Linked DNA regions of Homo sapiens: region 1 is linked to region 2. Evidence: chromatin contacts called from ENCODE Hi-C or POLR2A ChIA-PET data. All regions are on one chromosome and are shown on one strand. The core of a region is the stretch at or near the end of the contact, and the rest is flanking DNA. Distances in the headings are between cores, read along the strand shown. Region 1 holds the start of STK32C (serine/threonine kinase 32C). Region 2 holds the start of GLRX3 (glutaredoxin 3).

Region 1 (2,700 bases), core at 27-2,526, 2.2 Mb after region 2:
AAATGAAAAATGCACATTTCAAGTATTTTAAGAAAATGTCAAAAAACATGAAATGTGTCATCAATGTACGATTTTAAATGATTTGCATGTTACCTGTAGAAAAGAGCTGTATGTCTGCATGTGACTGTATTACAGTGCCCACAGGCAGACGCGGCACCACATCTCCCTGCAGGTGATAATTCGGGGGTCCCCGGGGCCCCCTGGCACCCCGGGAGGTGTCCCTGCAGGCCTGTCCCATGTCACCTCACCTGCCTTCTCTGCTTTCTATGGCGCCCACGGCTGCACGGTCACTCAGGAGACACCAGTCCCCGGGGTTGGCGGCTTTATCTACAGGACTCAGCAGCGCACTCGTTCCTGGCAGGGCAGGTCTTTGCACAACGGCCTGGCCCTGCCTCCAGCGCACATGGGTGAGCAGAGGATGGACACCGCGCGGTCACCAAGGAGACTGAGCCTCTGAGCGGCCGGGCCCCGCCACCTGTGGGGCAGGAGCCTCACTCGCACTCGGGCGGCACAGGTGAGCGCCTCTCTAACTGCAAAGTACAAACGAGCCCGCACGTGGGCCCGAGCGGATCACGGAAAGCGGAAAGCAGGGCTGCCACGGGCGGTGGGCGGAGGCGCGCGCAAGCCCGGAGACGCCACAGCCGCGGGGGACCCTCGCCCCGAGGGCCCGGGCCCAGCCTGCTCCTCCTGCGGCGCCGCCACTAGAAACGGAGGACGCGGGCGGGCGCCCAGAACTCGCGTGGGGCCGCAGCCACCCGGCGCGAGCTTCTCCGGAAGCCGGGGCGCCCCGGGAAGCCGTCCCGGACACCGGGGGAACCCCTGCGGGAAAAAGCCGCCCAGCCGCGCCCGCCCCTGCAATAGCGCGCGGCCCCCACGTCGTCCCCGTGCCCGCACTCACCGTCCTCCTTGTCGTCAAACACCGGCCTCCGCGCGGTGGCCGCCGACATGGACGAGCCCATCCTCTTCTTCCACTTGCTCCACTGAAACAGGGGGCGCGGCTGCGAGCGGACATCGCCCGAGTCCCGGGCCCGGGGCTGGCCAGCAGCGGGCGGCGGCAGGGCCGAGGGCGCGTCGGAGCCGGCGGGGCGCGCGCGGCCGGGGGGCGGCGAGCCCGGGGACGCCGCGGCGCTGCTGCCCCTGCGCTCGGCGCCACTCCTCATCGCCGGGTCTGGGTGCGCGCGGCAGCCGGAACTCGGGGCATGGCCGGCCGGCAGGGCCGGGAGCGGCAGTGGTAGCGGGAGCGCTCGGGGCCGGCAGCGCCCGCCGTGCGCTCTTCTGGGCGGTGGAACCCGCCCCGTAGATTGCGAGCGCTGGGGGCGGGGCAGGGGCGGGGCTTCTGGAAGGGGCGGGGGCGGGGCGGAGCTCCTGGAAGGGGTCGAGGCGGAGCTGAGCGCCGGGGCGTGGCAGGTGCGGAGCTTCGGGAAGGGTAGGGGCGGGGCCGAGCCGGGGGCGGGGCAGGGGCGGGGCTAGTGCCTGGAGTGTCGCTAGGGAGTGGGTGGCCGCCACCAGTCTAGGGATGGGGGCTGTGGTTCGCCGGGACACGGGGACCACGGCTCAGACTAGACGGCGGGTACGAGAGCGAGGGAGGCAGGGAGCGTCCCCACGGGTATCCTGGGGCCCCGGAGGTCGGCGTCCCTGGCACGGGGACTGCTGTGCCCGGCACGGCGGCGGGACCTTCTCGCGGTCTCCGGGGGCCTCCCTCCCCTGCCTTCTTCGTGAAAACAGCCGGCGCGCGGGCTTCCGCCGCCCAGTGCGGGGAGCCCTAAACTCCAGCCTTCTGCTTTGCGCAGGGTGAGGCCGGGCTGCAGGCCCGGGATGCGGGCGGCGGGAATCTGCCGGGCAGAGCCCGGCTCACGGTCAGGAGGCGGCAGGCTGAGTCCAAGCGCTGCGCCAGAGGGTGGGGTGGGGCAGGGCGGGCCTGGCTGCGCGCGCGCACACGCGGGCGCCTGGGGTGGGCGCTAAGCCCTGAGCACGTGCGCCCGCGCTCTCGGGCACCCCCGTGCCATCCTCGCGACCCCCGTCCGGCCTGAGACCGCGTGCCCGAGTCGCCCAGGGTCCCCTTGTCCAGATGCGACAGGGGCCTCGGCACTCGGCGTATTTCGGAGGCCTGGGGCGCGGCTTGACCTCCGGGCACCTCTGCCCCTGCGCAGGGCCAGGCGCGACCTTGCGCGGAAAGTGCTGGGCGCCTTGGAGTGCCCTGGAGAAGGCGCGGCTCTGCATGGAGCCTCGCCGCCTGCCCCTGGCGCTTGTCACTGAAGAATCAGTTTTTGCTACCGGGCTGTTTGACTTTAGGAAGCCTTTACCTCCTTAAGTTCTGCCCTGTAACCAGGACACAAAGACGGGGTCTCTTCCTCCTCGGTGAAATCCTAGATGGGATTTCCTGCTGCCCGCCCGGACGATGAGCGGATCCCCAACATGGCTCCAAGGCCAGTGTCTCCCGCTCCCGTCCCTCCCACCGCACACAACTGTCTACCCTGTCATTCAGCCACTGTGAGCCCTGCCTCCCCACGGCCTTTGACATTCAGTGTGGCCGCCCGCCCTAACCGCCTGATGCATGAAATGTGAGCACGGGAAGTCTGTGTGGCTTCTGGGCCAACAGGAGCCCCCATCCCTTGGGGACTATAAGGAATGGAACCATGCCCATCTACCTAGGACATGCACCCGCCTGGACATGCACCCGCCTGGACATGCACCCGCCTA
Region 2 (2,700 bases), core at 163-2,662:
GCCCAGTGTGGTTTGGGGATATCCAATAAAAGATGGCCCCTCCTCAAAGTTAGTGGATGCTAGGCTCTGGGATGCAGGGGAGGGTTCTGGGCTTGCTATTGAGGTTTCCCTGGAGGTTGATGTCACTGGGGGCATGGAGATTACTCAGGCCAGAAGGTGTGTGGGAAGCATGGGGTGTGGGGTACAGAGTACACCACATGGAGAGCCAACATCAGGGGGATTCCCAAGGGAGAAAGACAAGCCAGGGATCATCCAAGGAGGCAAGACGGGAGGAGTGCAGGGATCTGTGGACCCACCCAGCCCCTTCTGTTCTGAGGTTACAATGGGTGATGGCTCTGTGGGGCTGCAATGAGTGGCGGCACGCGCGGAGGGCCAGGGGAGGAGGGACATGCTGTGGGCTCCGGGTTCAGGTCCCAGGACTGAATTGGAAGCACCCTGTCTGTGTTGAAGTTCAAGATCTACCACTTCTGTTCCCAGACCTCCCAGTTCTTCCTCACCTTTATGCAATTTCATTTTTGATAATTTCAGCTTCCTAAATGTACACATCTGACTTCACTTTCACTCACATGTCTCACCCCCACCCCTCCACCGGCCCCTTCTATTACAGACCCAGGAGACACAGGAAGTGCAAGGAAGGTCTGGAGCCCCAAAAGCCAGGAGCCTCAGGAGTCAGGTGTCCTGACAGCCAGGAACCCTGACACCCAGGAGCCCTGGCACCCAGGAACCCCAACAGCCAGAAGCCTCTACCACCAGGAGCCCTGACAGCAAGGAACCCCGACACCCAGGAGCCCCTACTACAGCCAGGAAGCCAGGAACCCTAACACCAGGAGCCCTGACACCCAGTCACCCCGACAGCCAGGAAGCCAACAGCAAGAAGCCTCTACCACCAGGAGCCCTGACAGCAAGGAACCCCGACACCCAGGAGCCCCTGCTATAGCCAGGAACCCTAACACCCAGGAGCCCCTACAGTCAGGAACCCCGACACCCAGGGGTCCCGACAGCCAGGAACCCCGACACCCAGGGGTCCCGACAGCCAGGGGCCATTACGGCCAGGAGCCCCGACAGCCAGGGACCTCGACGGCCAGAATCCACTACATCCAGAAGCCCTTATAACCGGGAACCTCCATAGCCAGGAGCCCCTACAGCCAGGAGCCCCTTCAGCCAGGGAGCCCCGAAAGCCAGGAGCCCCGACAGCCAGGAACCATAACAGCCATGAACCCCGGGAGCCAGGAGGCCCGCAGCGGAGTGCCCAGACTTGGCAGGGTCAGAGCCCCCCAGCGGGATCCAGAGCCCGCCGCCGAGGCCCCTTTTGGGATTTCTCAGGCTCGGCAGCCTCAGCGCAGGCAGGGGCGGGGCTTTCCCTCGCGCAGCCGCTCAGCTCCCCGTGGCCCCGCCCACATCCGGCCGCCGGCACTGGATTGCTTCTGTCTGGCGGCGGCAGCATGGCGGCGGGGGCGGCTGAGGCAGCTGTAGCGGCCGTGGAGGAGGTCGGCTCAGCCGGGCAGTTTGAGGAGCTGCTGCGCCTCAAAGCCAAGTAAGCGGGGCGGCGAGCGGTAGGAGTGAGGAGCCGGAGCGGGAGCGGCCGCGAGACCGGGCCGGTGTGGGGCGGCGGGTGGCCCAGCCTGGCTTCTTGGTGCCCGGCTCCCTTCGGCCTCGGGGGACCGGGCCCGGCGCCACCCGTAGACTCCCCCGAGCCTCCGCGTGAGTGGCCCGAGCCGCAGGTTCCCCGCCCCGGAACAGCGAGCAGGGCGCGAGGCTCGCCTGGAAGCCCCGGCCCCAGCCCTGGCTCCGACCCCGACGGCTGTCCAAGCCCGGGGGACGCGACCTTCCCGGCCTCTGGCCTGGGCGGCCCCGCCGCGGGACGGAGGCGGTGGTGACTCAGCCGTGCCGCAGTGGCGGGGCGGGGGACGGGGCGGCGCCGAGACCCCGGCCCTCCGCGCCACGGAGCGGGACCCACGGCTGCGGGCTCCACCTTTCCTGTGCCCGCCGGGAGGGAGCGGCAGGCTCGGCGTCGGCCCATTGCTCTTCAGCCTCCCTTCAGGAACGCCCCTGTCGCAGGAAGAGCGGCGAGGGAAGGCCCCGTTGCATTAGCTAGGCCTGGCTGCCTTTTGAAGTCAGCCTTTAAAGTTTGTTGGACAGCAGGTAGCCTCAGTCTTCAGACTTAACCTGTTGCCGGAGACAGAGATTTCCTGTTCCATGAACTGGTGTAGTGAGAGTCTGTTCAGATTTGGCGCCGGTGTCCAGGTCTTCAATCCCTGGGAAGACTACAAAAGGAGATCCAGAGGAATGCATAGAAAGCGTTTTCTGGGTGGACTAGAAGCTCTGAACTGCAAGCATGCTTACGAGTAAATGCTTACTAGCGTGCGTGCCTGCAGGGAAAGGTCTGCACGTGGACTCTCCGTGATAATACCACCTCACATTGTAGACTACTCCAAGGACTGAGTTGTTCTCTTAGTTGTATTATTAGCGGTTGTTATGGGAACTCTTATGTCGGATTGCCTGGGATCCAGTCCCACCGCAGCCACTCAGTAGCCATGTAACCCCTGGGCACGTTTCATGCCCAAGCCTCAGTTTCCCGACGGTGACATAGATTAGCACCTGTTAGTACCTCAGGGTTGTTGTGAGGGTTAAATGAGATGACGTATGTAAAATACAAATAATACAATGCCTAGTATGCAGGAAGCACTCAGTAGATGTTGG

What was found. A loop is a pair of places that touch in the nucleus more often than their neighbours do. ChIA-PET counts read pairs that join two places held with the same protein, here RNA polymerase II (POLR2A). Pooled maps may share reads with other maps.
Region 1: a loop to region 2 is called in a pooled map, with 7 times the contacts of the local background. The contact joins the promoter of STK32C here to the promoter of GLRX3 in region 2. A Hi-C loop is called at or near these places in 2 of 50 pooled maps. POLR2A ChIA-PET finds 5 or more read pairs at or near these places in 2 of 52 experiments (T-cell and activated T-cell).

Annotation. Positions count from the first base shown.
Region 1 is chr10:132,306,674-132,309,373 of GRCh38, forward strand. It overlaps STK32C (serine/threonine kinase 32C), which reads right to left and starts at 1,277. Exons shown (of 12, transcript NM_173575.4): 1 at 899-1,277. The coding sequence starts at 1,160. RefSeq lists a silencer at 1,101-1,750 and enhancers at 2,003-2,547, 2,548-2,700.
Region 2 is chr10:130,134,979-130,137,678 of GRCh38, forward strand. GLRX3 (glutaredoxin 3) reads left to right here and starts at 1,413. Exons shown (of 11, transcript NM_006541.5): 1 at 1,413-1,534. The coding sequence starts at 1,443. LOC105378561 (a long non-coding RNA gene) reads right to left here and starts at 1,393. Exons shown (of 6, transcript XR_001747659.2): 1 at 1-1,393. RefSeq lists a silencer at 1,395-1,994 and enhancers at 2,195-2,244, 2,523-2,700.